Regions from separate parts of the Homo sapiens genome. Here regions 1 and 3 are each linked to region 2. The links are chromatin loops, found by intact Hi-C in ENCODE. Cell type or tissue: CD14-positive monocyte. All regions are shown on one strand. Links, peaks and the distances in the headings refer to the core of each region. The heading gives the core; the rest is flanking DNA.

The links. A loop is a pair of places that touch in the nucleus more often than their neighbours do. Peaks named below come from ENCODE experiments on the same cell type or tissue, not always from the same donor. Only the 100,000 strongest peaks of a DNase experiment are listed, where the experiment ranks them.
Region 1: a loop joins it to region 2, with 2.5 times the contacts of the local background. A loop is called at or near these places in 3 of 110 quality-filtered maps.
Region 3: it touches region 2 in a loop (2.6-fold over the local background); 3 of 110 quality-filtered maps call a loop at or near these places.

What each region holds. Positions count from the first base shown.
Region 1 is chr2:191,001,118-191,012,312 of GRCh38, forward strand. STAT1 (signal transducer and activator of transcription 1) reads right to left here. Exons shown (of 25, transcript NM_007315.4): 3 at 8,759-8,887; 4 at 7,846-7,990; 5 at 6,446-6,544; 6 at 1-46. The coding sequence starts at 8,886. Among named protein-coding and RNA genes, the nearest start is that of STAT1, 7.5 kb to the right of the region's middle. RefSeq lists enhancers at 10,208-10,317, 10,618-10,707, 11,136-11,195. In CD14-positive monocyte, for the core only: no CTCF peak of the experiment used is centred there; no DNase peak of the experiment used is centred there; H3K27ac peaks cover 1,908 bases.
Region 2 is chr2:190,898,816-190,910,010 of GRCh38, forward strand. GLS (glutaminase) reads left to right here. Exons shown (of 18, transcript NM_014905.5): 4 at 1,749-1,878; 5 at 3,132-3,211; 6 at 6,189-6,352. Among named protein-coding and RNA genes, the nearest start is that of GLS, 24 kb to the left of the region's middle. In CD14-positive monocyte, for the core only: no CTCF peak of the experiment used is centred there; no DNase peak of the experiment used is centred there.
Region 3 is chr2:190,989,450-191,000,644 of GRCh38, forward strand. STAT1 (signal transducer and activator of transcription 1) reads right to left here. Exons shown (of 25, transcript NM_007315.4): 7 at 10,177-10,255; 8 at 8,768-8,859; 9 at 8,407-8,558; 10 at 5,612-5,770; 11 at 1,779-1,871; 12 at 166-225. It also overlaps the pseudogene RAB1AP1. Among named protein-coding and RNA genes, the nearest start is that of STAT1, 19 kb to the right of the region's middle. RefSeq lists a silencer at 7,112-7,231. In CD14-positive monocyte, for the core only: a CTCF peak has its summit at 7,092 (motif pointing right); a DNase peak (open chromatin) is centred at 7,762; H3K27ac peaks cover 2,306 bases.

The sequences.
Region 1 (11,195 bases), core at 662-8,661, 100 kb after region 2:
TCTGTTTGTCTAACATCACTGTGCTCTGAATATTCCCCGACTGAGCCTGTAATGGGAAGGGCATGATTATAGCCATCGTTTTCTTCAGGGTGTGTACTTGCTGGTTACACTCCAAAGTCAAGTCCCCACTTGCCTTCCAGATCTTCTGACATGTACTACAGGCTTCCTGCTTATGTGTCAATATGAAATTTTTCCCAAGGCCCTGGAAAATGCTGGCAAACTGTTAACAAGGTTACAAAAAAACTAGGCTCAATTCATGTCTAAAATAAACAGTATTTCTGGGAGTTTCCATTAATTCATACAGTTGCATGGTACCACGCTGGAATTTAGTTCACGGTTTCTCAGATACTATACACAAGATTACTCTCATTAACTCAGTCCTTATTTATCTTAAAGCTTTCTGATTCAAAGTGTGGTCCTCAGACCAGCAGCATCTCACCACCTAGGATCTTGTTGGAAAATCTCAAGGGCTAATATGATTAGGCAATCAGAAAACCCTATTTTAACACAATTCCGGGTGATCCAGAGGTATACTGAAATATGAAATCACTCCATTAAGGCCATCAATGAAAATCTGCTACTATAAAGTCAATAATGAATATAAACCCAGACTTGCCTGGGAGTATTCAGTCCTATTTTTGATAATCAGAACACTCAGAAGTGACAGGGTCTCTACTTGCTTCATACACCAGATGTACCCTGCACATACTAGGTACTAAGTAAATGTCAGGCAATGCTCTAGGCTCGGGTGTTAGAGTGGTAACCAGTGATCCCTGTTCTCATAGAGATTAAATTCTAGAAAGATGTTATTTTTTTAGAGTTAAATCCCCCACACAGCAAAAACTGTGCTTGTCAACCTTTCTTACACAGTGCCCTATACAGCACAGATTCTACGGGGGTGTTTTTATATGTGCAATTGTATCATCTTTTCTTCATGTCTGGAATTTTCCTTATATTAGAAAGCCTTTCCCTATTGACATTACATCATTCACTCATTTCCCTAGCACTTGCAAGGTTTCCTTTTTTTCTTTTTAACTTTTAGATCGCTGATATATTTGTTTATTCTCATGATCAGAGTGAAGTATGGGTCCACTTTTTGCTTTCACTTTTTTTCCAGTTAGCTTTCCATTTGTCTTAACAGCATTTACTGAAAAGTCCATTATTTTCCCCAGTGCTCTGAGCTGCCAACTTTATCACATGAATTTCCATATGCACACGGGTTTCCTTCTAGATTTTTCTCTTCTTTCCCATTGGCCTTTTTATTCATAAGCCTGAACCCTTGAAGGATGTTTGACTATAGAGGATTTATAGTCTGTCTAGTAGGGCCAGTCCCATTTCATTGCTCTACTTGTTCAGAAGTTGCCTCGCTACTCTTGCATGTTTATTTTTCATAAATTTCAGAACAAATTTGTGTAGCTCCAGAAAACAACTTGTTGGTATTTTTATTGGAATAACATTAAAATTACAAGTTAACTCAGGGAGAGCTAACATCTTTATGATGTTGTTTTTAATTCTTATGCTTCTAATGGTTTTCTCTTGTCTAATTGCATTGGCCAATACCACCAATACGATGCTAAATAGCAGTGGAAACACAGCATCCTTGCTGTGTTTCTGACTTACTGGAGTTTTCCCAGTTAGGTAAGATACTGTCTCTAGAATGGAGATATATATATTTTTTTGTGTTAAAGAGGTACCCATCAATTCCTATCTTATTCAATGTTTTTATGAGGAATGAGTATTGAATTCTGTTAGATCTTTTCAGCTTCTGTGGAAGGAAGTAAATGCTTTTTTCTCCTTGTAGCTATTAATTTAGTGAATTGCATTAATAGGTTGCCCAGTCATGGACTACCCTTGTAACCTATAATAAATCATATTTGGTCATGTCCTTTCTTAATGTAGTATTTAATTCTGATCCCTAATATCTTATTGAGGACTTTTATATTGATACTCATAAGTAAAATTGGTCCATAATTTTTTGTTTTATCTTTATCAGGCATACGTCATCAAAGTTATTCTCTCTTCATAGGAAGTTTTCCTTCATGTTACATATTCTCCAACAGCAGAAGTTCAAAGCATGTGAATTGTATCAGCTGTAAAGTGTGTATTAGAAATACATGAATGTTACTGGTATCCTCTGTAAGTCCAAGGTGCCACATATCACTCAGTGACAAAAGGGGTTTCTCTGGGCGGTTGGAATAAGTTGTCACTTTGAGGAGTTCCATACAGCTTTCTGCCTGTGCAGGGAAATCTTTGCTGTTGTCTAATTCTGACATGGTTTGGATCTGTGTCCCCACCCAAATCTCATGAATTGTAATCCCCATTGTTGGAGGTGGGGCCTGGTGGAAGGTGACTGGATCACGGGGACAGTTTCTCATGAATAGTTTAGCACCATCCTCTTGGTACTATCCTTGTGATCACGAGTTCTCACAAGATCTGGTTAAGTGTGGAGCACCTCTCCCCTGCTTCCTCCTGCTCTGGCCATGTGATATGTGTGCTTCCCCTTCACCTGCTGCTATGACTGTAAGTTTCCTGAGGCCTCCCCAGAAACTGAGCAGATGCCAGCACCATGCTTCCTGTAACAGCCTGCAGAACCATAAGTCAATTAAACCTCTTTTCTTATAAATTACCCAGTCTCAGGTATTTCTTTATAGCCATGCAAGAACAGACTAATACAACTTCTAAGCCAGCAGGATGTGGGCACGGTGTCCTGTGGGCTTTGTAACAGCTGGGACACTACACCTAGAGAGAGGGACCAGGCCACTGGAGAATTCTGACTTCCCAGGCCTCCTCCCAAATGACCAAGGCTCGGTTTAGAGAACAGGGATATAAACAATGGCTGTAAAACAGCAGCTACATCCCCAGCTTCTACATCCCCTTTCTACTGACTTGCTGGGAGATGCTTGGTGGAAAAACCTGGTGACTGTGGCAGGGCCTAAGAAATCTCCTGCTTCCAACTTGGGCAGTAGTCCCTCCAAGTCACTCAAACCCTTGGTGCTCTCTTACCCCTTCCACTCATCCCTCCCTGCTTCCCTCCACCCTGCCCCCATCTGCTAAGCAGATGCTTGGCTGCTCCTGTACACTTTAGTACTGATACCACTTTCACAGTGAGTCCTTAACTTTTTAACTTTCTAAGAAACCAGGAGTACTGAAACCACGGGAATTTCAAACACTGAAGTTGGAAGGGACTTCGGCTGTCATTGACTCTTACTTTCTCGTTTCACTACTGTACCTCTAGAGACCTTGTTTGGATGGGAACTTGGTTACTCCAGACCCCAGAGCAAAGAAAAGTCTTCTGCTCAGGAAGGGGGTCCTTTCCAATGGAGTGAGCAGTTGTCCAAGTAAGGGAATAGGCACTCCATGGGTGTGAGAAGTTCCAGCCAGAAAGCCCTCATATCCCATCCCACAGATTAGAAAACTGAAAAGTGACTTCTCCAGTGAACTAGTTTTAGAGTTGGACAATACTGGGTTTAAATTCCAAACCTACTTCTCATTAGCTCTGTGGCTCTGAGTGAAGTACCTGACCTCTAAACCTTAGTTTTCTCATCTTTAAAATGGGGATAAGAATACCTAACTTCAGTGATAGTTTCGAAAGTATTTACTCAAATGAAATAATGTTTATAAAGTGCTTAGCACAGGGCCTGAAACATGATAAGCACTCAGCATATGGTAACCATTAGTCCTTAAGAACACAAAGATGGAACAGCAAAGGAAGCTTAGAATCCACCTCATGTCTTTCCCTCCCACCTGAAAGAAATTCTCCCCATCCCTTCAGACCCTATGGACCTAAATTTTTGTCTAGACATGCAACTAGCTTTTTCACCACAAAGAAAAAAAGAAAGAAAAAAACTTAGTGTGCTGTAAGACAGCACACGAAACATTTATAGTCTACTACAGTGTGTATAGCATAATATTCTCTTAAATGTATTTTCTAAAAGCTCTTATATTAAAAAACAATGGGAACAATAATTTCCCATCTCGGCATGTCTATAGAATTTTGTGGTCTCTAAATGATCTGAACTAACTCGGAATTTTGCATGTTTTTAACTTGTTGAATCTGTTGAATCCCCATGTACCTATCACAGTTTCAACAATTAGCATTCATGGATGGCCTTGTTTCATCCCTATTCTCCTTACTCTTCTAGTCCCCAAATGGGATTATTTGAAGCAAATACCAGACATCACACCATTCCATACACATATACTTTAGCATGAATAGAATATACACAGTCATGTACCACATAACAATGGTTCAGTCAACGATGGACCGCGTATATGACAGTGGCCCCATAAGATTAGAATGGAGCTTTATGGGGGTACCACCTTTTATCTTTTACACACTATCTGTACTGTACCTTTTCTATGTTTAGATACACAAATAACATTGTGTTACAATTGCCCATAGCGTTCAGTACAACTTCATATTGTACAGGTTTGTAGCCTAGGAGCAATAGGCTTTACCATATAGTGTAGGTGTATGGTAGGTTATACCACCTGGGTTTGTGTAAGTGCACTCTATAATGTTTGCACAAAAACGCGATCACCTAGTGGTGCATTTCTCAGAATGTATCTGTGTCATTAAGTGATGCATGTCTGTATTAATAAAATAAAGTTACTTCAACAAGGGGGGAAATGGTGAAGAAATGTTTCTGACCTACCTAGCCAATAGTTGGCTGGATAACTTTGGAAAGGAGGCACCTATTGTGCCTTTTCCCTTTCCCTGACATCCCCAGACACCCAGAAACTTCCCTCACACCCCAAGAAGGCTTTGCAAAGGTGTTCACGGACTCAGGTGTCCTCTGAGAGGCTCAAAACAATCCCCAGATTACCTACATTTTTAATGGGGAGGGAGCTCAAAAGCTGGTAAACCTTCAAGATCCAAAGCCAGGGGATGAGGTTCATGTGGGAGAGCAGGGGTCACCTACTCTGCTGCCAATGCCATCTCTGGGCCAAGGGGCCAAATGTGAGGATGACATGCTTGCAGCTGGGGGAAACAGGTTGTCCTTCTGCCCATCTTTGCTCCTGGCTGTCCTTTCAAGTCTATTAGAAATACAGAGGAGGCCCACGCATACTACTTTTAGGATGGAAGCCCCATATAATCAAAACTGCCGGCTGAAAATCTCCCAGGTATATGCCAGGTTAGAGACAGGCACACCTCTTTCAGAGGAGACAACCTGGCCAGCTTCTCCTCCAGCGTTGATATACACCTTTGTTCCCTAGGCTGGGTACCAGATGAGCTAGCCAGCTTGAGTTTAGAATAAGCAATATGTATCTTTACATGCTCAGTTCAGCAAGATGCTATCAGTGTGACAAGAAGATGGGAACTATACGCCTAGGGAAGTGACAGGATTACAAGGACTGGGACAAATGCTCAGGCAGTGTGTGGAGAATGGCATCCTCCACCACACCTAAACTCCCTCCCTCTCCACTGTCACACAGTTCACTTCGGTAGTTATTTGTTGGTGAAATGCACACAGGATGCATACTGTGTCCTCTGGCATCCATATAGCAATGGGCTCCTCCAGAACAATCCATAACATGGTGGCTTCACACTGCCTGCCTGTTGGCTTGTTGTCACCACCCCAGTGCTCAAGAAAGGAATACTAAATGCCATAGCAAATTCAAAACTCTGCTGAACCCTGACAACTAGGAAGGTTTGTATTAGGATTAATAAAACAATGATCAAAAATCTTGATACTAGTACAACTCTGACTCATTTACTGTTTGATGCCTTGAATATTTAATAGGTATCTTGATGTTGCTCAAAACAAAGCCCTTGATTTTCCCATCAGCCTCCTTTTCTCTCCACAAACCTATTGAGTCCTACAAAACTCCTGCCCCTGCCCCCTCCTTGCCTTCCCAGCTCCGTGTACAGCATTACCATTTTTCAAGGGGTTCTAGTAGCTGCTGTAGAGCCATCCTTGACTTTCTGCTCTCACTCCTGCATCTAATCCTTCAACATAAGGATCCTTCTATATTGGTATCACATCCAAAGCATAACCTGAATCTGTCCACCTCTTCCTACCTCCACTGATTCTACTGAGCGCAAGCTTCCACTGCCTCTACCTTGGACAGCTGCAAGAACCCTCTATCTGCCTGCTTCCATTCCTGTGCCAGCAACTCAGAGGCCTTTCCTGACCCTGATCTAAAGGAACAACCCCACTCCCAGCCACTCCATGAATTCAGCATGTTATCTTCTCAGCACTTTATGCTACCCAGAAGTATCTTGTTTATATGTTCTCTCTCCTCGTTAGAACTTAATTCCATTAGATTAGGATCTTTCTTAAAGCCTGGTTCTATAAAATCTCTAAATCTGATTCTCCCACTTCTTGGGGCTATAAAATTAGAGAGATATTCATCATTGCTTTGACATGGGCCCTAATAGTATTTGATGAATGAATACATTTTTATTTTATTACAGTTTATGTGTTCAATGAGAAAAAAGTACCTGATTAAATCTCTGGGCGTTTTCCAGAATTTTCCTTTCTTCCTTCAGACAGCTGTAAATGATCATAGACATCTGGATTGGGTCTTCCTGAAAATTATCCTAGATTTGAGTGGTTAGAACAAAAATAAATTAAAATGCAGAATGTTTACTTTATTGTGTATTGTAAGTTGATATGAATTTGTTTATATTCTCCGGGAAACCTCATCTCTCATCTATTAAATTCTATATAAGCTATGTTTGTTAAAATCAAAATATTTCTTTCACGAATTATGACAAAAATTGCTTTAACTTTCTAAGTGCAGGTACCTAACGTACTTTTTGATTTAAAAACAAGTATTTTCACATATGGTTCACATAATATTTTTACTTTAATATCTTTCCATATTTCTTAAGGCCAATTATCTTTGGTTAGGATCCCGAGACAATGCAAATGATATAAAAACTATACATGACATTCCTCAATGAATGCATCTGTTGGTCTAAGCTTTGAACTAGACCAAAGATATTCATCTAGGGTTTTCTGTTGCCATTGTCAAAGCTAGTTTGCAAAACACTACCAATAGCAATAATGGCTCTTTATACAGGTACATTCATGCAAGGTCTGTATGAGAACAAATTTCTGTAAAGTTAATTTGATTTCCCCACTCGTAAATAAAATCATAAATACATTCACAAAGGAAAAAAAACAACTTCCAATTACCTAAGCTGAAAAGTTCAGTTGTATTGTATGAAAGAAGAAAATGATAGCTTTCACCTCCATTAAAACAGAAAAGTTCTGTTATTACACAACATAAATATGATAGCCACCCCAAGGGCATGCTGGGAGTACATCTGAAGAACCCCTAAAACTCTATAGCATGTTCTCTCATGTCTGGATCTTTCTTTGACTTTCTCTTCCAGGAGAGGCCAACTCCACCAGAAGCAAGGCAAGGTGGAGTCTAGTTCCTGAAGTCACCTGACTTCCTTAGGTGAAAGTCAAACCTTTCCTGTTTTATTCCTCATTTGCATAGCAAGGACCTGAACCTAACCACTAATGTTCCCTGGAGCTTTAATGTATTACTATAGATCATTGCTCTTAAAATGTAGCCCCTTTTCTTTGGTTTAAATATTGACAATTTTTAGTAAAACAAAATTATAGCATCACATTTTTCTCAGGATTACTGATACCTAAGAGGTGATACATTTAACCCTAAAAATTCCTTCTGTGTTTATAAAATAAATTGGTATCTTATTTTACTTATGCTATATTTACTGATGCTGTAGAAAACATAAATGGAGTTAGTCTCTATTACTTCTCTAAATACCAATAAGTGTGTGCTCAATTGTATTTGCTGAATGAAGAAAACTGCCTTCCATAAACATGAGAACATTTCAACTAAAATACAAAAACCAGGTCATACCTGAAGATTACGCTTGCTTTTCCTTATGTTATGCTGTAGCAAGAAGTTATTCTCCAAAGAAAAGCGACTATATTGATCATCCAGCTGTGACAGGAGGTCATGAAAACGGATGGTGGCAAATGAAACATCATTGGCAGCGTGCTCCCTAGGAGATTTAACATTTACACATTTCATTCTAGAACTAAATGTCTATGTAAAACAGACAAAACAAATGTTGGTTTCCTTATTGAAATTATTAAAAATAATTTAAGTATTTTCTTAGGTTTATTTTCTTCTTTTGAAACTGACATTGCTTTTAGCAGCAGTTTATGTGGTATTTCTCTTATGTGCAATTAGCACAAAAAATTCTAAACTCTAAGAGATTGTGCATGACAGTGTTCATGGTGACTATCTCTGAAGGGGGAAAAGTCAACAGGGGACCCTTCACTTTCTATGTCAAATACTTTCAGGACGTTTTTAAATTAGCAAATAATAAATTTTAAAGTAGAACACCTATCAGTTAAAAAAAATCCCCTTAATTTTACTACCTTCTTCATATTTCTAATCAATGTTTAACCATTAATTTGGCTTTATTTCTTTTAAATTACTTCTTTCTATAGTCTGGATCCTAAGTTGGAAAATAATCGGTGTCAGTATTCCGTAACTTGTCCAAAGCATTTAGGAATATCTATCATAAATTAAATTTGGCAAAACTGTATAAAAGTGCTTAATGACTAATATACTTAACTTTGTTGAGACACTTTTTGGCTCAACTTTGTTGAGTCATTTTTTAAATCAACAAACTTTTCTACAACAAATAATTCCAGTGGCCATTGATGGAATTCATCTTCCAGTAAACATGGCCCCAAGTCACTTAATCAACCAGTACTTTTAAGGTGTAAACTTCTTCTTCTGTCTAGTGAATTTTCCTTACCAGTCTTGCTTTTCTAACCACTGTGCCAGGTACTGTCTGATTTCCATGGGAAAACTGTCATCATAAAGCTGGTGAACCTGCTCCAGGAATTTTGAGTCAAGCTGCTGAAGTTCGTACCACTGAGACATCCTATAGGGAAAAAGAATATACATTCTTTCTATGTATATGGAAACCATAGCTCCAAAGAAAGCCTTCCTAGCATCAGGTTGTACTCTTAAATATCTTGCTTAATCCAAAACATAGTTTGTCCCAGGAATATTTTATTTAAATGGCATTTATAGTCTAAAGCCTGTTTTTAATTGAGTTTGGGGATGAACTTTTTTTCTCCTCCACGAAACACATCTTCATGTCTTTGCTTATTGTCAACATATCAGGGCAGCCTTCTCTGGCCTCTTTTATTTAAACTGCAACCACCTCCCACCCTGGAAACATGCTCTCTCTTTTCCCTGGTTTATTTTTCTTCATAGTACTTACACCACCATCTGACCTACCACATATTTTATTTTCATTATTGTCTGTTTTCACCACTTGAAGGGATGGATGTTGGTGGAGGATTCTGTGCACTGGTGTATCCCTAGAACAATGTCAACCACATAGTAGGTATCCAATAAATATGCCTTTAAAATGAGTTTGTGATTTTATCAAATAAATACATGAAAAACATTATTTTAATTAGACTTGCTTTAAGACAAATCACAAGACTCTCCCAAAATTGCTCTCCTACAAATCACAGTACATTTGTAATTTAACTCAAATATTTTCAAACTTCTGTTTTATATTTATGATTCATATGGTAAAATTCATTATTTTTCTTATACACATTTAAAAAGATATATTTTCTTCTTTGCCTACTACAAACAATAAATCTGGCATAAAGAAGTAATGATTTTTAAAGATTAAAACATCATTAAATGTAATTTAAAAGGATAAAGTAACACTTAGCTTTTTGGATAACTGTTAAGTCCATTTTTACATAGTGATCCTAAAGATTCAAAATCACAACAAAAACTTGATATAAGCAAGTCCTAAAATTCATTAGGAAAACGGAGAGTCTCCCATGACCATCATGTAACTTAGGATTTATATCAGCACACAGGTGGCAATATGCAGAGCAGACACAAGTGAATCTTGTCCTGCCAGACCTCTGGGGAAGGAGTCTGGATTTTCAAGTAGGGCATGGAAGAGTGTGTATGCATACTTGTAGCCGAGCACATGTATGCAGGCATGAGGTCACGCCTACTCCACAAATGTCCTTCCAAAGGAGTGTGAGGAAATGTCTGGCCTATAAAGCTAGTTATCCTCATATATACCAGTAGAAACGGACCCAAGCCCAGCCCCTTGGCACTCCTGCTGAAGCAATTTGATTTTTCAGTTCAGTTTTATTTTACCTGAGTGGAAAAATCTGTGGCTGTCTCCCTCCCTGCTTGGTAACTAATAAGGATCTACCTAAAGCAGATATGCTGGACCGTCAGGCAATGGGAGCTGCAACGCCTCTTATTAGCCAAGCGAACCCAGGTAACTTACTCCCCTATCAACAAGGTGTGTGTGTGTGTGTTTAGTAGACAGGAACTTGCTCTGTCATCCAGGTTGGAGCGCAGTGGCAGTGGAGCGCAGTTCACTGCAGCCTCCAACCCCTGGACTAGAGCAATCCTCCCACCTCAGCCTCCCAAGGAGCTCAGACTGCAAGTGATATGGTTTGGCTCTATGCCCCCACCCAAATCTTACCTCGAATTGTAATATAATTCCCATGTGTTAAGGGCGGGACCAGTGGAGGTAACTGAATCATGGGGGCAGTCTCCCCCATGCTGTTCTCGTGATAATGAGTGAGCCTCATGACATCTGATGGTTTTATAAGCCACTGGCATTTCCCCTGCTTGCATCTATTCTCTCTCCTGCTGCCCCGTGAAGAGATGCCTTCTGCCATGCAGAACTGTGAGTCAATTAAACCTCTTCACTTTATAAATTACCTAGTCTCGGGCAGTTCTTTATAGCAGCATGAGAACAGACTAATACAATAAACACGAGCCAAGAAGCCTGGCTAATTTTTAAATTTTCTGTAGAGACAGCCTCTCGTTATGTTTCTGAGGCTGGTCTCAAACACCTGACCTCAGGCAATCCTTCCACCTCAGCCTCCCAAAGTGCTGGGATTACAGGCGTGAGCTTCCGCACCCTGCCACAGTTGGTTCTTAAGGCTGGTTGAGCTAGTACATATGTAGCACCTGGCACAGAAGAGGTGAATTAATAAGCTCATGTTTGGGCTGGCCAGGTGGCTCACGCCTGTAATCCCAGCACTTTCGGAGGCCAAGGTGGGCGGATTGCCTGAGCTCCGGAGTTCAAGACCAGCCTGGGCAACATGGTGAAACCTTGTCTCTACTAAAATACAAAAAAAAATTAGCAGGGCATGGTGGTGTGCACCTGTAGTCCCAACTACTCGTGA
Region 2 (11,195 bases), core at 1,385-9,384:
AGACAGGGTTTCTCCATGTTGAGGCTGGTCTCGAACTCCTGACCTCAGGTGATCTGCCTGCCTCAGCCTCCCAAAGTGCTGGGATTATAGGCGTGAGCCACCGTGCCTGGCTAATTATAAATTCTTTTAAAGGTACTGATTAAAATAGTTAAATGGTAGTAGGTTAATAATTTAAATTTGTTCAGCAGCTCTCATTTTTGCATTTATAACTTCTTGAAAAATGAGGAAGTGCATTTGATTTGTTGTAGATATAAATACTGGTTTAAGATCAGGAATTCTATTTTTCTTTCCTCTGAGAAAGGTGTTCTTTGATGTACATCTCTTGCAACTCTGATACTTGGAAGTTGGATTTTAGAAGCTATTTGAAACATTAAAAATATTAAAATAATGGTAATACTTTTGAGATTAATATTGAAACTATCTGAAAATGATTGCTTATTGAAGTAAATATTTCTTAGCTCTGGGGTGTCAATACTATATAAGTTATGGAAATTAGGACTGTAATTTTTTTAATGTTGTAATAGGGGGATCCTTATGACTGAAACAATAGTCATTTCTATTAGGATTTTATTTTTAAACTGTTAATTTTATATTGAACAAATGAGTATATATTATTCTGAATTCTTATTAATAGTTAAACTGTGAAACCTGGCTTTTAGCTTTAATTTGGTTTCATCTAGAACAACTTGAATTAAAATATTGACATTTAAAAATTTCTCATTTATTACAGACTAAACAAGAAATACTGAGAGTATCTTACTCTTAAGATTTATTATCGTTGGTATTATGGCTTAACACCGTGTTTAGCAAGTCTTCCTTTGTTAATTAAATATTAATTAAATATTCTATTACTGCATTACAGAGACTTAAGAAGCTCAGAATATACAATTGGCTGTAATCCATTTGCAAAACGTTTTAAAGGCTACGTTAATATACTGATTTTCTGGCTTAAATTCTTTTTAGCAAAAAGCAGAATACAGTTCAAATTATTAGATTTCAGAATATCATGCTCTCCCATCCACTTGGTTTACTATATTTTTAAAATACTTTTTTAACAGTGAAACATTTTTATTCTGCATTATATTTACATATCTTACATTAAATAGCATATTGTAATATAACATTTTTGGTGACTCAAATAATATAAAATTAATTATTACACTACTTCATATGAAATTTTATTTCAAATTAGAGATTATTTTTACAAGCATATCAACAGACATTTCATTTAAGACATAAATTAATCTGACTAAACAAAGTTGATATAATTAAGGAAAATATGTTATAATGCAAAATGTTTAATTTTTGAATGAAATGCTAGTAATAGTTATATAAGAACTAAGAGATGTATTTCTGAGATTACTTGGTAAATAAACAAGATCTCAACCTTGGCAGTCTGAATTTTGTTAACCAGATGTCGTCATGCTGAATGTTACCAACTCTGATTGAGTAAGAAGCTTGTTTCAGATGGTCTTAATACTTAAACCTGGTGGAACGCCTTGTCTTAATTTGTGACACAATTTTAGGCACATCCAGATTAATCTCTTACACGTTCAACAGCTTACAAGCAACTACTTGAAAGACTGCTAGAAGGAAAGATAATGTAGAAAGCATAATTTATAGAATTTAGTTGTATAAAATGATAAATTTATCTATTATTTAAATAGTGTCCTAATTATTACTGTTATTACCAAGTTCTGATATTTGAAATGTACCCAGTTTATTAATTATCTTTTTACATTCTACAGATGTGTTCAGAGCAACATTGTTTTGTTGACACAAGCATTTAGAAGAAAGTTTGTGATTCCTGACTTTATGTCTTTTACCTCACACATTGATGAGTTATATGAAAGTGCTAAAAAGCAGTCTGGAGGAAAGGTAATGCTTTTGATGTACATATTTTCATAACCGAATCACTTAATAAATTCAGCTTAATTTGAGGTCTAGAGAGTAAATTGTGTAGTTGTGTTTTGCTAAAGAAAACACTTTAGCTTCGCTTAAGAAATTTAAGTGAAGCCACTGGATTTAGTGTTTTTACGGTATTTTAAATATTTAACTTTGTTATTCTGGTTAAAGAGAAATCTAAGGGTAAGAATTTTTTATTTTCAGATGATGGTGATGGATTTTAAATTTTTAAGTTAAAAAATCTTATTCAGAATTTCTGCAGATCTGATATCCTTCAGTATTAAACGAAATGTTTCTAGTTTTTAAAATCCTGTAAATAATACTAGGAACTATTTGATTTTCATATAGAAAGTTTTCATTTTCTTTTGTTTTAACTTTGGGTAGCTTTAGTATAATCCAGTTGGCCCTTGAACAAAGCAGGGGTTAGGGATGCCAAACCCACACGCAGTCAAAAATCTGAGTATAACTTTTGACTCCCTTAAAACTTAACTACTTATAACTACTGTTATAAGCGTTACCGATAACATAAATAGTCTATTAACACATTTTGTATATTTATTATATACCGAATTCTTACAATAAAGAGGATAAAAAATGGTATTGAGATCATAAGGAAAATATATTTACTGTTTATTAAGTGGAAGTGGATCACCATGAAAGTTTTCATTGTCATCATCTTCATGTTTAGACTGAAGAAGAAGAGGAGGGATTGGTCTTGTGTCTTGGGGGTGGCGGAAGCAGAAAAGAATCTGCATATAATTGCACTGTTTGAAGTTTAAATCCATGTTCAAGATTCAAGTGTATAACAACTTCAGTGTAAATACTTACTACTTACTTTTAAATACTTGATTCCTAATGTTTTAGTGAAACCCTACTAGCACCCATGACCCTGATTAAATAAATTTACTTTTTTCCTGCTTAAAAAAAAAAAAAGTTCAAGTTCCTCTGCTAGACTCTCCTGCTAAACATGAGAAAGAAAGAATGCATTGGAAAATAAGAAATAATAGAGACTGAGAAAAGTCACTTTAGATCTCATAATTCTCAAGTCTGTTTTGCCTTTAGTTTTCATGAGCATTGTTACAGAAGATAGACTATGAAGCCACTGAGTGTTGTAGAATAACTAGTCATTGGTAGAAGGTAAAATGAGATAAGAAATTTGTTGGTGGAAGAAAATACATTATTTGTCAATATTATATCTATTCATTTCTTTCCAATCTTTTGGATAGGTTGCAGATTATATTCCTCAACTGGCCAAATTCAGTCCCGATTTGTGGGGTGTGTCTGTTTGTACAGTAGATGGACAGAGGTAAGTTTATTTCAAATTCATGAAAACCAACTCTAAGCCTTAACTTTTGTATAATGGTGAGAATGACATGGAGAAGATCATCTTTTATAATGGAAATTAGTCCTAACAGGATATAATTTCAAAAGGTAAATAAATTTAAATTTTAATGTAATTTTTAAAAACTCAAACAGTAACATTATATTAAGTTTTATGAGACATCTATTTTATTCACAGTTGTAGTCTTGTTTTTTGAGTATTATTCAAATACCTGCAGTTACCAATTTGTTTCAGAAAAGCAGGCTTGTCAAAACATGACACTATTCTCTAATGAACTGACTACTAATAAAATTAGTCCCTATTTCTCAACTTAACATTGGTAACCCATCTGTCGTTGTCTTTGTTCCTTGTGTTCCTGATAAAATTAGCATGAGAATTAAGACAGTGCAACATAACGTATCCCAAAGTTAAAAGTCAGTTGCAAAACATGTAGGATTTCATGAAGTCCATGAAAGCAGCATTTGGGAATTGCTTACATTGCAGGCACAGCTGCTGACAGATGAGGAACTTGCAGAATTATAAAAAGGATAGTGATGTGAGGGCGCTTTAGAAAGAATGATTTGATTTAAAAATCAAAGAATTAAGAGAGGCCCTTGGAAAATGGTAAAGTTCTAGAATATTTTTTCAAGAATGACCGTGTTCATTGTGCTGGGAATTAGACATAAAGATTGTTATCATCTTATAATTTGGTTTTATTAGAAAATTACGCCAAAGAGAAAAATCAATATTCTTTTTTCACTCATTTTTAAAGACTTAGCTCAGAGATATATTCCTTTGTTTTTTGTTTTTTTATTAAAGTATTTCTGTTTTATCAAAATAGAACTTACATAAGATGTACAACTTGTAAGTGAACACAGCTTGAAAAGTTTATATCAGAGTTGTAATTTTACCTAAATTTCGTTAAAACTACTAAAAGCCGTTTAACCTAGTAATTTTAGATTTTACTTTTCAAGATAATGTTGCAATTAAAAACCTTTTTTCCTTTTATGAAAATTTGATCTTTTATGTTGCCCAGGTTAGTTTTGAACTCTTGGCCTCAAGTGATCTTCCTGCCTTGGCATCCCAAAGTGCTGGGATTATAGGCATGAGCCCCTGCCCCCCAGCCAAAAATCTGTGACTCGTAAGGACCTTCATTTTAGGTGATTTTAATTTTTTTTTACTAATTATCCTCAAGTACTTACAGTAAAAAATATATGGGTTAGCCCATTCATTTTGAAAGTAAGGAATCTGAGGACCATAGTTGACATGATATTGGCAAAGGTGAAATGAACACCTAGGTCTCTTAACTTCTAGTCTATTTTTTCTTTCATTATTATATGCCTTTATCCTCATTTGGGTCAGTAAAATGTACTGAGCAGTCACCATGTGTTGAATTAAATGTTGTGTGCTATGAAGGGACACAATGAAATGAAAAGGCATGGTGACTTTATCCCTTGAAGCAAATTCCGGTAGGGAATGGTATTCCTGTTTTTGCATTTTAGGAAATAATTTATCAAGTAATGGAAGTCTTTGAATTTGAAGAAAATTATTATCATGTAATATTGAATATGATTTTTCTCTTCTTAAACATTCTCTATGTCTCTTAGTTTTTTTATCTAGAGAATTCAGAAAGTTGACTTCAGAACTAGAACATATGTATTTTTAAATCCAAAGGTAGTAAGACAAGCTCTTAATCATTTTTTAGAATGATTGTCAAGTTTGAAGTAACAATCTTATATAGTATAACTATATAGTTTAAGATTATAGTTACACATGAATAAATTTGATAGGAAAAAAATATAGTGCCCAGTTTCATTATGAATGACTTTCACTATGAATGAATGCTTTGTGATGTGTTGGGACATTGTTCAGGGAACCTGGGAGGTATCAGTAAGTAAATCAAAGATCTCTGCCTTTGTGAAGCTTACATTATAATTGGGTTGGCCAGAACTTTTTCATTCCCAAATCTTTTCTCTACTTCATGTACTTCTCAGTTTGGTGGTAATATAAAGCTTTCTTTTTGCTCTGTTATTTATCTGCATGGTAATGATGACTGCCTACTGAACTTAGTGCCAGCTCTGTCATGTTTATAAAACTGGATGCTTTTTTTTTTAATGGGGCCCAGGATTGTGAGTGGATGTGGCTTGCAATATGAGGCATTTGTAGACAGGGTCCCAGAGAATAGTATTGAATCTAAACTGAGTTCTGTTTAACTTTTTAACCATGGTTTAGTCACAGCTTACAGCTCTGAGTTGAAAAAAAGGTGAATAATTTCTAAAAGGGCTAGTTTATTTTATGTGATTGAATACACGTGGGAGTAAGGAGGAGCATGCTCTTACTCTCTTGCCCTCAGAGGAAAATTTCCACATTACATATTTATTATCTACTTTAAAACCATTATTCTGTTACGTGAATACTTTCATGCTTTTGCTTTTTTTCACAGTATTTCTCTTAAAATAAACATAGGTCAATTCTGTATCCATGGGGTCTGCACCCATGGATTCCACCAACCACAGATCGAAAATATTTGAGCCAAAAAAGATGGATAGTTGTGGCTGTAGTAAACATGTACAGACATTTTTTCCTTGTCATTATTCCCTAAATAATACAGTACACCTATTTATATGGCATTTACATTGTATTTGGTATTATAAGTAATCTAGAGATGATTTAAAACACATGGGAAGATGTGTGTAGGTTATATGCAAATGCTATATCATTGTATATAAGGGACTTGAGTGTCCATGGAGTTTGGTATCACAGGGATTCCTGGAATCCACCTCCCACAGATATCAAAGGATGACTGTACTTAAATTTATTCTGTAATTTTGACATAAACTTGTGGTTGAATTATGGGAAAATTTTTGTTGGAATTGTTAACATGTAAAAAGAATAATTCCAACTATGCAGTTACATTTTTTTCCCAGTTGATGTTATTTTTTAAAAATCTCCTTTTAAATAGGCATTCTACTGGAGATACCAAAGTTCCCTTCTGTCTTCAGTCCTGTGTAAAACCTTTGAAATATGCCATTGCTGTTAATGATCTTGGAACTGAATATGTGCATCGATATGTTGGAAAAGAGCCGAGTGGACTAAGATTCAACAAACTATTTTTGAATGAAGATGGTAAGAATTACATAAACATTGGTTGAAAAAAGAAATGTCTCATTTTCCTATGTAAATCTAAGTCGTTTTAAACATTTTTTGATTAAAATTAAAAGTATTTGTCATGTGATTTCTATATAATCCATTGAGAGAGTTTCATCACCTACTTTTAAAAATGATTATTTTAGGCATCTCATACCACTGGGAAGTGGGCTAGGGAGAACATGAACTTCTCTCTTCATAACCACCTTTAGGGAAATATAGCGAAATCTCAAAATACATGAGATTTGCTTTAAAATAATTTAGTTAAGGCAGCTGGGAGTGCTGGGTATGATTATTACTATATGTTGGTAATTATTGCAGCTAAATGATAGGTGCATGGGTGTTTGTATATTATTCTATCTATTATATTGTATATAGTAGTTGAAAGTTTTATTGTGGCCCTGGTTGAGATAGTGAGGATTATTATTTTTCAGTGAGTGTTTTTACTTTTTATCCTTATAACATTAAAAAATTTGAAAGAAATGCTTTGTGTTTAATGCTTGGTTAACAAATCTTTTTACAGGAATTCAAAAGAAAAGGGGAGGACAAAAGTAGTTAGTTTGATCTGATAGAGATTTTAAGTCTAAACATCATTTAGCTGAGTGCAAACTAAGTTAAACTAGTCCCATGGTTTGGTTTCTGTTTTTTAATCTTCTAAGCATATGCTGTGTTTCTGATTGATGAGTTAAGATATAGAATTGAAGAAAGTGAGAGCGAAGTTTGTAGTAATGGCTGTGAGAGATACACTTTTGTACTTTTTTTTTCTGCTGTATAAAAAATGAAATGTGCCTTATACTCATTATTTTATTAGTTTGTAAGATGAAGTCATAAGACTGGTATTTTCTTATGCTTCTCATCCTATTTATTTTGAGAGCAGTTACATTTTCTTTCCCATTTTACCGTAACCTTTTTATTCTGATGCTACGTTTGGTTTTATGGACATTACTGTAAATTAACAACTTCAATAAGGACATCATATGCAGAAGCACTTTATTTACTAAGCTCATTGACATCTAGATTTAATATTGAAAGAATTAATACTGTTATTCTAAAAATACCAAATATTTTAAAAGAAAAATTTAATACTTTTCCATGAACAGCAAAGGAGAATAGACATGTCTAGTGAATTGATGGATTTCGAGGGAGATATTTAAGAAAAAACAAATATAGTAATTTGAATGTTTAGAGGATTTCAGAAACAAAAAAACAAAATGGGCTTGGAGCAAATGAAATTAACAGTATAAGTAATGAATTTTTTTGCCATATATATTTATGGTTTTAGGAATCATGAATTATTGATACTGTATTCTATATAAGAAAAAATGACAAATCAGAGATTTAGAATTGTTTATAATAAGAATAAAACATAAAGTTTAACAAGAGATTTTGCCTCGATATTCATAGACGTTTTCTAAGCCTGAGCCAACACCCTGAGTCTTGAAAGTAACAGTAAATACAGGCTTCACTATATTACACCTTCCTGAATTCTGATTAGAGCCTGTGCTCTTGAGTCCTGATTTAGTTTAGCCCAGCAAAAACAATTTGAAGATCTCGTTCATATTTAAAATTGCAAGGGTAGATTTTTGGTGAAACCATACACTTTTTGTGTGTGTATGTATATATGTGTGTATCTAAAATAATAAATTTTTAAAAAATAAATATATTACTGTTACACCAGCTTTATAAGATTGTGATGATTTATTAAGACTAATAGGGATATGGTAAATAGAGAAATTGTAGTAGTTTTTTTTTTTTTTTTGAGATGGTGTCTGGCTCTGTCCCCCAGGCTGGAGTGCAGTGGCATGATCTCGGCTTACTGCAAGCTCTGCCCCCCGGGTTCACGCCATTCCCCTGCCTCAGCGAGTAGCTGGGACTACAGGCACCCGCCAGCACGCCTGGCTAATTTTTTGTATTTTTAGTAGAGATGGGGTTTCACTGTGTTAGCCAGGATGGTCTCGATCTCCTGACCTCGTGATCTGCCCGCCTCGGCCTCCCAAAGTGCTGGGATTACAGGCTTGAGCCACTGCACCCGGCAGTAGTTTTTAATAACAGTAGTTTTTTTTTTTTTTTGAGACGGGGTTTCACTCTTGTTGCCCAGGCTGGAGTGCAGTGGCGCAATCTCGGCTCGGCGCAATCTCGGCTCACCGCAACCTCCGCCTCCCGGGTTCAAGCGATTCTCCTGCCTCAGCCTCCCGAGTAGCTGGGATTACAGGCATGTGCCACCACCCTGGCTAATTTTGTATTTTCAGTAGAGACGGGGTTTCTCCATGTTGGTCAGGCTGGTCGCGAACTCCCAACCTCAGGTGATCTGCCTGCCTCAGCCTCCCAAAGTGCTGGGATTACAGGCGTGAGCCACCACACCTGGCAATAACAGTAGTTTTAAAATGTTTGCAACATAGAAAGTTTTGGTAGGAGGTGGCTGATATTTTTTATCATTATAAGTGAGCAAACAAGTTACTTTATGGAGATGTCAGTTTTGCAAACTACCATCTCCCAGGGAAGTCTTTTTCTACCTTGTAGTGATCGGGTTAATCAACAAATTATTTATATAGCTTTCCTTGTCTGTATTGTTAACAGCTCTGGAGGGTACATGGGCCTTGCTTCTTGGAATAACTTTTCTGACTACAGGATACAGAAGGCAATTACATATTTCTAATACATAATGGGAGAAGACATACTTAAGCATTGAATACTGTTAGTTGTATTATCTTACAAGTATGTAATTGACAGGTGCCAAAATGTATGTGCTGATTATATGTGTGGAGGATTGAGAAAAAAGAGGAGTTGAGTTAATTTACATGAGGATGACAGGACTGAATTGATAGGATGAATTGTGGATGGTTGGGAAGAATGTGAGAGGGCACTGCACATTTTTTCCAACCATCCTCAATGGGCACTGCACATTCTTCGTAACCATATATATCCCAACCAGATGGAGAATATTTTCTCTATATCTAGAGAATATATTGTAAATGTGTGTAATGTCAGATAATTGAGTTTCCTTAACTCCAGTTTTTATTTGGCACTGTAAAATTCCAATATAATACCGAAAATATAAATATCCAAATTAAATTGGAAATCCTTTTTAATATTTTTCGTTCTTTAGTATATGTATTAGCAAACTTTGCCTCAGCCTCACCTGTGAACAAAACCCTTGTAAGGTTCATATGCTTAGCAGCTTGAAAAGCTTCTTTTGATATAATATGAAAGAATGCTGTGTATTTTATTGCCTTTGGGGAAAATAAATACTTGTTAAAATTGATCTTTTTTTGCATTATAGTTTAAAGCATGTTCATAAATTTCAGATGTCACCCATGTCCATTTTGTCAGTATAACACGCTCTGATATTTCGTTACTTTAAATGATAGCCTTTATTAGTGTTGTAGGTTATTTCTGCCATTCAAAACTTTTTTAAATTAAAAATTCTAAATTAAACCCATCAACTCCATCTTACCTTAAGACAGAGCAGGGAAGCAAGAAAATTTCACGGTCATAGGTCTTAGGCCGAGGTTTTATACTGCAGTTAGGCTGGTGGTGTGTTACATTCTCTCTGGCGGGTTTCCGGATGTTCAGATGTCTGGCTTTTGAGCCAAAGGCAGAATGAGCAATTACATACATCTGAAAATTGGGCTGTCATGCCTTAAAATGATTTAGTGTTCTTTAAGACATCTTGAGTGTAGTATATGTAGCATTTGCAGAGTATTTATCATTTGGAAAATATTTAATACTCACATTTATGTGATACCATTTGGAGTACATAGATTAGCAGTCTTCTAGGACTGTAGAGTCTAAGCCTGATAATGTCAAAAGCTCTGAAATGACAGATAATAAACATCCATACAAATAAAAGTATAAACTAATTTATACTAATTTAAACTAATTTAAACTAATTTGGGATAGGCAAATCTTGATTGTAATAATCAGATATAACACAAAGATTTTATTTTAACTTTTGAAACTTGGCATTATGAATACACCCAAAATGTAGGATATTTTTCTTTTTATTTATTTATTTTTAATTGACAGATAAAAATTGTGTATATGGTATACAACATAGTGATTTGAAATATATATGCATTGTGGAATGGCTAAATCAAAGTAACATACATTACTTCATATATTTATTTGTAATGAGAAGACAAAGTATGCTTTCTTAACAATTTTCAAGTACATATAATACTTGTTATTAATTATATCATGTTATAAAATAGATCTCTTGAACTTATTCCCCCTGTGTAACTGAAATTATGTGTCCTTTGACCAACATCTGGCAATCCCTTCTCCCCCCTCCCCCACTTCTGGTAACCACCAGGTAGATAAATTAAGATGTTGAGGTTCGCTTGTAAATAGATGTTTTCACTGTCCCCAAGATTTTATTTTTGGTGCTTGTGTCATGCAGTGAATGAGAATATAATCAGTTGAGTTTTGAAATTCTTATTTATTGTAAGAATTAGGAGAAGAAATAGGAGTTTGGATTAATGTAAAGTTTTAAGTAACTTTAAAATTATATAAGAAATACAAATATACCTTTATTGTCAGGAAATACAGAAAGCCTAAAAATATCCCCTATAGGCTGTGCATGGTGGCTCATGCCTATAATCCCAGCACTTTGGGAGGCCAAGGCGGGAGGATTGCTTGAGTCCTGGAGTTTGAGTCCAGCCTGGGCAACATAGGGAGATCCTGTCTCTACAGAAAATAAAACATTAGCCAGGTGTGGTATGTGCCTGTGGTCCCAGCTTCTTTGGAGTCTGAGGCTGGAGGATCACTTAAGCCTGGGAGGTCAAGGCTTCAGTGAGCCATGATTGTGCCACTGCACTTCAGC
Region 3 (11,195 bases), core at 2,682-10,681, 92 kb after region 2:
AGGACTCTGGGTTCAGCCCTGGGGCCCTAGGGAGGCAAACTTCCACCCAGTATAGACCCTTCCACAGCTAGAAATCTGCTTATTTAGTGGAGGAATCTGTGCTTGAGTAACAAAATCAACATTTCAATAGTACATGTATGTTATATAATGTTAAAGATATCTTACTTATCAAATAAGACTTTGACTTTCAAATTATAATTCAGCTCTTGCAATTTCACCAACAGTCTGGAAAGAAAAATAAAAGCCATTACTTAAAAAAAATTATCTGTTACAATTTATTTATTATGCCAATTCCCTATTAACGTTTAGATAAACTACTCCCCCTCCAGTTTTAGGGTATTACCAACAAAAAAACTGACAGTTTTGTAGATCTACTTAAATTTTTGTAAGTGTATTTGTAAGAATAAATTCCTAGCTGTGGAACCGCTTAGGAAAAATTGTAACACTAATTCTGACAGGATGCCGCCCTGATTTTACATTGCCACCAAAAGTTAATGAGGGTAGCTGTTTACCTCTATAACCTTGCCAATATTCAGTTTCATCACAATTTCGACCTTTGGCCAATTTATATGGGTAAAATAGCAAACATTACTTTCTATTAAAACTTGTATCTAATCTTTGTCCTGTTGGGAGACAATAAAAACTATTGCCCATAAGCAGAAAAAATAGCGTCCCATCTATAGTCACCCCAGGGTAGCATGGAAAGATGGAGGGCAGGTGAGAGGGTGTACCTCTGCTCCACTGAGCTGGAGACTTTGAGAAGGAGACCCCGGGGCTCTGTCTGCTCCGTTCAGTGGAGCAGGTGGATGGGATCAGATTTCTACTGTCCCTTCCAGCTGCTGAGTTCTAAAATTCCACGAGGGCTTCAGTGTGACATTGTACCTACCAGCCAGGGAGGGTTAACCACAGACTTAAATCAGCAACACCCCAGAAAAAGGACCCGGGCCAACTATGAAGGCCAGTCCAGTTCTTCAGCGTCTAGCTACTCATCATAAGAAGAATGCTTAAAGCAATGCAGCCATTCAATGGAAGAAAGTAAAGCCACATATTCCTGGAAACACTTCTACAATTAGTATCGAGGAGAAAGACTACAAAACAATGTATGTAGCCTACTCCGAGTTTTTAAAAAAGAAATATGTCATATTTGTGTGTGTGTGTGTCTCTATATGAAATATTTGTGTAGACATGGAATCCTAATTTTTTAAAAAGGAAACATTATGTCATGTTTGTGCGTGTGTGTTTCCGTATGAAATATATATTTGTGTAGACATGGACAAAATCCTGGGAGGACAGACACTAGGCCATTTACTGTGGTGGTCCACAGATATTTATATCACGGACTGCTTTGAGAAACTGATGAAAGCTATAAATCCATCCATCAGAAAAATGTACATGTTATAAATCCACATTCATACAGCTTCTGGGGTTCATAAGGCTCAGGTTATGAGCCTATGCCCAAGAGGGGTGAGGCAGCCAGGAACTTTTACTCTCTATTACACACATTTCTGCAATTTGGAATTCTGTTTTCCTGTGAACACGCATTACATTTATGATTGGAAAAAAACCAGGAGTGTGTACATATATGTATATCAGTTACATTTCTACTATGAATATATTAATAAAAGACTCTCAGATATTCTCAGTAAGAGTTCATATTAAAGTGCCCCCTGAAAAATTATTTCCTCAAAAGCACCCTATATAACAGTTTTTATAAAAGGAAACTAGGGGTACAAACTACGTGACAGGTGATGTATGGGATGCCATCTTTCCCTTGTTACCTCAACTTCACAGTGAACTGGACCCCTGTCTTCAAGACCAGCGGCCTCTGAGGGTGCGTTGGCATGCAGGGCTGTCTTTCCACCACAAACGAGCTGCAAATACCCAGCAAAGGATAGATAAGTTAGCATTTCCATTAAGGTTGAGGCAATCACAATGATTTTCCTGAAAGAAAAAAGGGGGTTAGAGAGTACGATCTAAAAAATCATTTGAAAGATTCTGACAAGTTGGATGAACAAAGTGATATTTTCTAATTAGTAAAGAAATCCCAAAACCTAATAGGGACTTAACAGAAACAGAATAACTGTAATGATCTGTGAAACTATTACATTGAAACAAACATACAATGAAGGCTAGGCACAGTGGCCCATGTCTGTAATCCCAGCACTTTAAGAGGCTGAGGTGTGAAGATTGCTTGAGCCCAGGAGTTCAAGACCAGCTCAGGCAACATAGTGAGACCGTATCTTTACAATTTGTTTTTTTTTTTTTAATTAGCCAGGCGTGGCTAATTAGTCCCAACTACTGGAGGGTTGAAGTGGGAAGATCACTTGAGCCCAGGAGGTTGAGGCTGAAGTGAGCCATGATCACACCACTGCACTCCAGTCTGGATGACAGAGTGAGGCCCTGTCTCAAAAATCCAAAATAAAAAATAAAAACCCCGTATTTAATTATGTTCATTTACATGTCAGAATTAAGAATAAAATGTGCACTCAAAGTACAAGTAATGTTTTTAAATTTTAAAAAACCCAACATACAGGACTTCTTGTTTGAACATTAGCCATAGGGAACCAAGTACATTTTTTTAAATATTACTTCCAATAAGTACGATATTTATTAAACATATCTTCAGTTGTTTTGTTACATAGTATGCAACAAATTACAATATTCTGCAGCCACAAATTATATGCAGAGTATGAAGAAGCTATTAATCAGACAGTGTAATCTTTCCATTTATAACTCTACAAGGAAGAACTAGCAAATCAGATCTTACATATAACATCTCACTAAACTTTACGCATGGAAAGTGACAGACACTGCTTGTGCTGTTTGATATAAAATGGCTGAACTTCATCTTCAGAAGACTATACCTGACATCTAAACACACCAATATAAACATCAAAACAAAATATATTCTAACCAACCACGAGAAAACAGTCTGATATCAGGAAAATACATTATTTTATAAACCAGCACACAAAGGTTTAAGACAGTTCTGAAAATGAAGTTAGCTGTCTTGAGTCAAGAGAATAAAAAAAAAAAGTCAGTATTGACCATTTACAATCTCTGACCTCTGTGGATATGGTAAGAATCTGTTGTAGTGCAGCTACATACAGTACAATTCAGGCAATTTTGTTTCTTCACTTGGGTTCAGATTGCAAATTTATTACTGTGAGAAAAGGATGGAGGCAAATTTTAGCAGGAACCTCCACCTGACTGCTTGACCAGAGTGCTCTGAATTTTAACACTGGACTTCTCAGCACCACCAGCTGTTGCTCCAGGACCCATTAGCTTCTTAATCTCAGCTGCCATCATCATGGAACACAGTTCTACATTCATTGCATTCTTTCTTTTTTTTTTTTTTGAGACAGAGTCTTGCTCCGTCTCCTAGGCTGGAGAGCAATGGCGCAATCTCGGCTCACTGCAACCTCCGCCACCTGGGTTCGAGCAATTCTCCTGCCTCAGCCTCCCAAGTAGCTGGGATTACAGGCGCCCGCCACCATGCCTGGCTAATTTTTGTATTTTTAGTAGGGATGGGGTTTCATCATGTTGGCCAGGCTGCTCTCGAACTCCTGACCTCAGGTGATCCACCCACCTCGGCCTCCCAAAGTGCTGGGATTACAGGCATGAGCCACCGTGCCGGGCCTTGTTGCATTCCTAGCACTAGTTTCCAAAAACAGAATTCCAAGGGAATCAGCAAATTCCTTGGCTGTTGTGTAGTCTACTACTTTCTCTGTGGTCAGATCACACTTGTTCCCTACCAACAATTTGTTGACGTTTTCACTGGGATAATGATCTATTTTCTGCAGTCACTGTTTAATATTATTGAAGGACTCCTGATCTGTCACATCATACACCACTAGGATGCCATTGGCTCCTCTGTAATAACTGGAGATGACTGTTCGAAACCTTTCCTGTTCTGCTGTGTTCCATATTTGAAGCTTGATTGTTTTCCCGTCTAACTCTATAGTTCTTATTTTGAAATCCATACCAATTGTGCTGATGTAGCTTTCTGTATATGTTATCATCTGCAAACCTAAGAAGGAGGCAAGACTTTCCAACCCCAGAGTCGCCAATCAGAAGTAATTTGAATAAATAATCAATTTGGGATTCATGCTGGACATGTCACTGTAGCTGCCACCGCTGCCACGGCCACCCTTGCTGCTACAGCTGCTGCCCTGACTCTCTGCACCACGGGTAACTGAAGGAAAGGAATGAGATAGGCTGTTCTGGGAGAGTAAATGTCTTCCCCGACTCTGCCCCCTGGAACGCAATCAGCAGCCGCTGCCACTCAGCTATTGCTTCCACCCAAAATCAAGTACATTTTTATCATGTCAAGTTTGCATTAAAAAAAAAAAAACTTGCAATATGAACCCTTCTTTTCCACTCAGTGACATTTATCTATCTACTAAGTGTGTCTAGAGAGCCTACTGTTCACAAGGCACTGCGCTAGGTCCTGCTGGGGGAAAAGGGTGACAAAGGCATGTCTCTGCCTTCCAGAACTTTATGATATTCAAGAAATATAAAGAAATACATAACAACTATATAACAAAAGGCAGAGTAGGAAAGGAACGAAGGGTGACTGTAGGCCACGAAGGGAGATAACATCTGTTTGGGAAATCTGGGAAGATTAAATGATGAGATACAAGGTGAAGCTTTCGGGATGATACAATTTTGAAAGCAGGTACATGAAAAGAAGGCTCTGAGGAAGAGGAAGTATCCTCAGGAGAGCCACAGAAAAGCAAGTATGCGGCATGGCCCCTATAGGAATCAGCAAGAGGTCAAGTTTGCCTAGAAAGGGGCGTGTGTGGACGTGAAGCGTGGAGTGTTCAGCTAGGTCCAGGCTGCAGAAGGGGGGCCGTGAATGCCCAGCTGGGCATTCACTTGGATCAGCAGGTGATGAGGAACCAGAATGGAACTCTGCTCTGGGACAGCACTGGTCACAGGGAGGAAGGACTGGGAAGGAGGACTGGTGGGGAGGCTGGGGAAGAGTCCAGAAAGGAGGATTTGAGAGCCTGAGACATGAGGAGGGGAGAGGAGGAGGTGAGGCATGTTAGGGTCACGGCGGAGACTCAGCCAAAGGGGAAGGAGGAGTGGAAGGTTACTATAGCTTCCAGCCTAGCTGGCCACAAGAGTGAAGAACCACTGGTATAACCAAATAATTCAGGAAGAGTCATTGTCATTAAAAAATTTGAGGCCAGGCACAGTGGCTCACGCCTGTAATCCCAGCACTTTGGGAGGCCGAGGAGGGCAGATCACCTGAGTTCAGGAGTTGGAGACCAGCCTGGCCAACATGGCGAAACCCAGTCTCTACTAAAAAAAATTAGCCAGGTGGGGTGGCATGCGCCTGTAGTCCCAGCTACTTGGGAGGCTGAGGCAGGAGGATTGCTTGAACTTGGGAGGTGGAGGTTGCAGTGAGCCAAGATCACGCCACTGCACTCTAGCCTGGGTGATAGGTGAGACTCTATCTCAAAAAAAAAAAAAATATATATATATATATATATATATATATATAAAAAACACCTATTAAACCCTTGTAAATCATCTGAATTAACGGTAAAATGTTCCTCTGTATAGACCGATTACAGAAGGTACAAATAAATGTCCCTTGAGTTACCTCTGAATGAGCTGCTGGAAAAGACTGAAGGTGCGGTCCCATAACACTTGTTTGTTTTTTGTGATAGGGTCATGTTCGTAGGTGTATTTCTGTTCCAATTCCTCCAACTTTTTAAGCTGCTGCCGAACTTGCTGCAGACTCTCCGCAACTATAGTGAACCTGGGAAGACACAAGACACAGATGTCTCTATGAGAAACAGTCCAGAAGCAGCCTGGATTAAAGGGAATCATGGTATATTAGTCCATTCTCATGCTGCTAATAAAGACATACTCGAGACTGGAGAATTTATAAAGGAAAGAGGTTTAATTGACACATAGTTCCACATGGCTGAGGAGGCCCCACAATCATGGCAGAAGGCAAATGAGGAGCAAAGTCACATCTTACATGGTGGCAGGCAAGAGAGTTTGTGGAGGGAAATTCCCACTTATAAAACCATCAGATCTCGTGAGACTTACTCACTACCATGAGAACAGTATTGGGGGAACCACCCCCATGATTCAATTATCTCCACCTGGCCCTGCCCTTGACACATGGGGATTATTACAATTCAAGGTGAGATTTGGGTGGGGACACGGCCAAACCATATGGCATGGAAACCAACAAGTGGTTATATGCAACACAAAATGTCACCTAGGATGCCATGCTCTGCCCTCTAGGGAAAAACAAAGGGAACGAGGCTTGTGCCAGCAGTAGAAGCTTTGTTATTTGAGGAGTACAACTAACATGCACTGAATGATTACAGCCTACATCAAAAACTTCTACACACCACTGAGGCCTATGTGAGGAGAGATGGGTGGAGGCAGGGCTTCTAGGTGATCTGTGACTGGTGCAGGGCAAAGAGGAGGCCAGAGGCAGGGAAAACAGCAAAGCAGGTGCTTCCAGGTGATGCAAGAGGCAGCAAAGAGCCACTGCAGGTTCTGTCAAGAGAGTGGCATCAGCAAGCAGTGTCTCGGCAGGACCAGTCAGAGATGTGGGGCAGAGGGGCAGGAGGAGAGACAGAGATGGGAGACAAGGCCGGGGACAGGAAGAGAGGAAGGAATGATGATTCTGGTTTCACTCAACTGAAAGGAGAAGGCAGTATGCTCAGTCTAGACCCTAAACATAAAAAGCCAATGAGTAAACCCAGTGATTGCTCTTAGTCTTCCTTCCTTGCAGTCAACTGCTAACAGCAACACAGGCTGGGGAAACGCTGTTTTATTCACTTGCAGTAATGACAGAAGAAAACCTTTTAAAAGTGTCTTCTTCCCTGGGAAAAGTATCTACTTCACTTTCTGATTTTGCTCGATTCCAGTTCAAAGCCCTGGGACAGCAGCCCTTCGTCAGGAAAGGAGAAGGCAGGATAACGGCTGGCTGAGTTCCAGCGGAGAAGCTAAACCAGTGTCCCCAACTCTGCTTGCACACAGAGAAAATGACAGCACAGTGGGAAAACTAGAGGGCATGTGTGTCCCTACAAGAGGCTCCTGTGGTCTAGGAGGACCACTAGGGGGCTCTAAACACCCCAGGGCCTCCCTGGCCACCTGAAGGGCTTTAGGGTTGTATGTATCCCTCAAGGCACATGGGGTGCACTGGGCTCAGAAGCTCTGCTCTAACCCACAAGAAATCTGGGGTACCTACAGGCAATTCACAGAACAAAAATAAATGGCTGAATATTAATTGTGATTTTTTTAAAAACTGGCAATATAGAAAATAACCTCGTGAGATCTCTGGTCCTTGGACCCTTAGCAATTGTCCCAGGCCACCTTCCCTCATGTTCACTCTGTGATTCCAAGTTCAGCTCCTGTTGCCCCTCACCTGGACCACACTAATATGCTAATAGTATTCCAACTGGTCTTTCTGTCTCTATCCTATCCTCCAGGCTGTGGCCAGAGTGCCCTTTCTAAATCAAAGATCAGAGAAATACATCTCCTGCTTAAGAAAAAAGCCTGCCTTGGCTCAGCAGTACAGCTGCGTACATCCCCCATTCCCAGCATGGTGCTGAGAACCTGCACCATCAGGCTCCAGCATCTCCCACCGGGTCCACTTTCCTTCCCATCTCCCTGGACACCCCACTCTCCAGCCACCCAATACAGCCCCTGCAGTCTCCCACATGTGTGCCTTTGCACACGCTGTGCTCTGTGCTGGAAAGCACTTCCCCTTGATCTACGTGGAGTAATCCTAGTGACTTTTGAGTCAGCACAAGGCCACTTCCTCTATGAAACCTTCCCTGGAGATGCTTTCCTTTGTCCTCCACAGAATTCTGATGGCCTTTTGCTAGAGCACCTGGATACTTTTACCACACGAATTATTACCATGTCTACATCCCCCCCTCCACACTGAGAACTCCTTGTTGGCAAGGGCCAAGAATCACTCATCCTTGTGTGCCCAGGTCCTACAGTGCCCGGCACACAGTAGGCATTTAATAAGTATTACTGGATGGATGACTGAATGTTTCCTAAAAAACTATTCTGTAAGCCTAGAAAAATGCCTCAAGCTATCTTGTTTTTAAGGAAACATTAAGAGTCAAGTCATTAAATGTGTTCTATAACGACCATGTCACTGATGTTTTGTACAGTCAAACGACACCCCATGGTACAGGAGTGCTCCAAACCAAGCAGACGTGGCTGAACGTGGCGAGAGTCATGAATAACACTGTGCTTTCCAAGGGAGTGTTTCCAGGGTAAGCAGAAGCTGGACTATGTCAAACTCTATACTAATGTTTTGACAGGGTCCATTCAACTAACACAGCTCAAAGGTACATTTATGTGTTTATGTGGTTAGCCAGTCAGCTGCCAGTTTTCTGCTTTGGAGAATCTTACCAGTTCTGCAGCTGATCCAAGCAAGCATTGGGCGGCCCCCCAATACAGGCGCTCTGCTGTCTCCGCTTCCACTCCACTAGTTCATCATTAATCAGGGCATTCTGGGTAAGTTCAGTGACATTCAGCAACTCTATTATTTTGTGAACTACTTCCTAAAGGCAATAGAAGAAACAAAGTGAAATAAATTCATTTTTAATCACTGAATTTTAAAATATTTTTTAAAAGAAAAGCAAATATCATTTCATTCTCAACTGGGGCTCTAAGCCAGGTGGCTATAATTTTTCCTCTCTTCTAAACTTTGAGTCCATTATTTACAGTGTATAACAAAAGTGGCATGCTATTCTGGAAAGTAAATAACTACCTTTCTCTTATTGTCAAGCATTAAATACATCTTCTTGAGTAACAGCTGTTCTTGTTTCTGATCACTCTTTGCCACACCATTGGTCTCGTGTTCTATAAATTGAGAGACAGCCAGTAAATATATAAAGAAGACAAAACCAACAAAAGCCAAGATTCATATAAATTTAGGATAAATATGACACAAATGCTGCCTAGTGACAGGTCAAAGTTTGGCTTTCTTCGATCTTTAATGAACATGAAAAAAAGTCCTAAGTATAACAACTAGACACACTGAAACAAAATACTTGTTTTCAAAAATTAGCCGGGCGCAGTGGCAGACGCCTGTAGTCCCAGCTACTCGGGAGGCTGAGGCAGGAGAACAGCATGAACCCGGGAGGCGGAGCTTGGAGTGAGCCGAGATCTCGCCACTGCACTCTAGCCTGGGCGACAGAGCGAGACTCCGTCTCCAAAAAAAAACAAAAAAAACAAAAAAAAAACAAAAAAAACTTGTTTTCAGTGACCCATGTAAATCAGACATAGTAGTATCTGCCACTTAAGACACTGTCAGGTAATTACCTAAATAAATGTAAATAACATTAATAATAATGTTATTATTATTATAAAAATAAATGTAAATAATAAAATGTTTTATCTGAACAGAATTCAGATAAAAAATGTATACAAAGCATAGCTGTAGCTTTCAAAGAGAAGTAGATGAGTAGGAAGTGGTAGTTGAAGTTGCTGTCTCTTATACTTTCTACCCAAATCATACTGATAATCTCTGCCTATGAACCATGGTATACCCCAGATGATGAATAGAGTAACAGCAGTACCCTACGTGTCCTACACAATGTACATTCTTGAGATCTTTTCTGTTGCTACTCTCATTAAAAACACGCAACAGTAAGAAAATACAGTAAAACTGCTTTAAAACATGAGAAAAATACTGAGCTTATCTGCTGTGTATACACGTGGCCCTGCAACGTTTGAAGAAACCTGAGATATTAGGGCAGGGGAACTCCACATATCTATCGCTCTGTGTCAGTCAGTGGGCTAGGCGCAATAAATATGGTGAGTAACACATAACCAGTGGTTATCAAGTAGGGGTCACTGACCCCTAGGGGACTTTTGGCAATCTCTGGAGACAGTTTTGGTTGTCACTAGTGAGGGCTCCTGGGTAGTGCTACTGGCATCTGGTGGGTAAAAGTCGGGGATGCTGTTAAACACGCTACAATGCCAGGACAGCCCCAACAACAAATTAGCCCGAAATGTCAATAATATTGGATGTTGAGAAGCCCTGGCCTGGGTTATCAAGGAAGAATTCAGAGTCATAAAATACTCGGCAAATAGAAAGGAGTAATCATCTTCGTTATCTAGTGTGAACAGAAAAAATTGCAGCCAACGGGCACCACTTCAGTTGTGAACCCTTACCTCTGTTCTGCAAGGTTTTGCATTTGAAGTCATATTCATCTTGTAAATCTTCCAGGCTCTTGATTTCATGCTCTATACACTACAAACAAAGATGTAAACATGTTTTCTACTGATCAGCAACTTCCAAAGACTTTAGGCAACAGAGTATTGCTTCTATGGAACCCAGAGAAACACGAAAACAATTCCATCTCCCCCAAAAAGAGATCTGACTTGGACAGTTCTAATCATATACATGAAATAATTTCGGTTTCATTAATAAGTATGTCATAACATTTTTAAAAAAGCAAACGTACAATAATTCTCAAACTGATTTGTATGTCCTTAACCTGGTTCCAGCGCCTAAATTTTGATTCTTCCTCATCATTTTTGAGACTACCTCTGAGATATGATTTAAGAACTCCACTGTGAAGCCCACAGCAGGCGGGGAAAAAGCTCACAGAAAATTTCCTCATTCCTTCCAAGTAAGAAAAGTGACCATACATCCCTGCTTTACCGGGATAGACCTGGTTTCATACTTGCTGTAATTATAAACAGTGCCCTCTTGGCGGCTCAAATGCATCTCCATCTGGACAATAAATTGTATGTTCATTCTACAAATAAGCCTCATTTGTTTGGGATTTGGTCACATTTCCACATATTCTTCTCTGGATTTCCATGGCTATTTCTGGACTGGGCTCACTCGGTTTCTACTTTAATGAAATGTTTCCCTAGGAGACCGCAAGATGAAGTTGCTCCAAAGAATGTGGAGTTTGGAAAGATGCTGTCTGAAGCATGTAAGTCAAGGCCATACTGCTATTACCCAGAGATCCACAGAGGACCAAACCCCTAAGCTGGAAGGCCTTTTCCACAAACACAGGCCTCTGTGAAAAAGAACTCCTCAAACCCTCCCCACACCAGCCCTAACAGTGGAGAGGAGTAAATGCGCACCATCGAGGACGCCAGAGCAGCCCTCTGCTTCCATAAATTGACTTGGAAGTTGTATCCTAAAATTGCTGTGGATGTCTTAATCAGAAATGTAT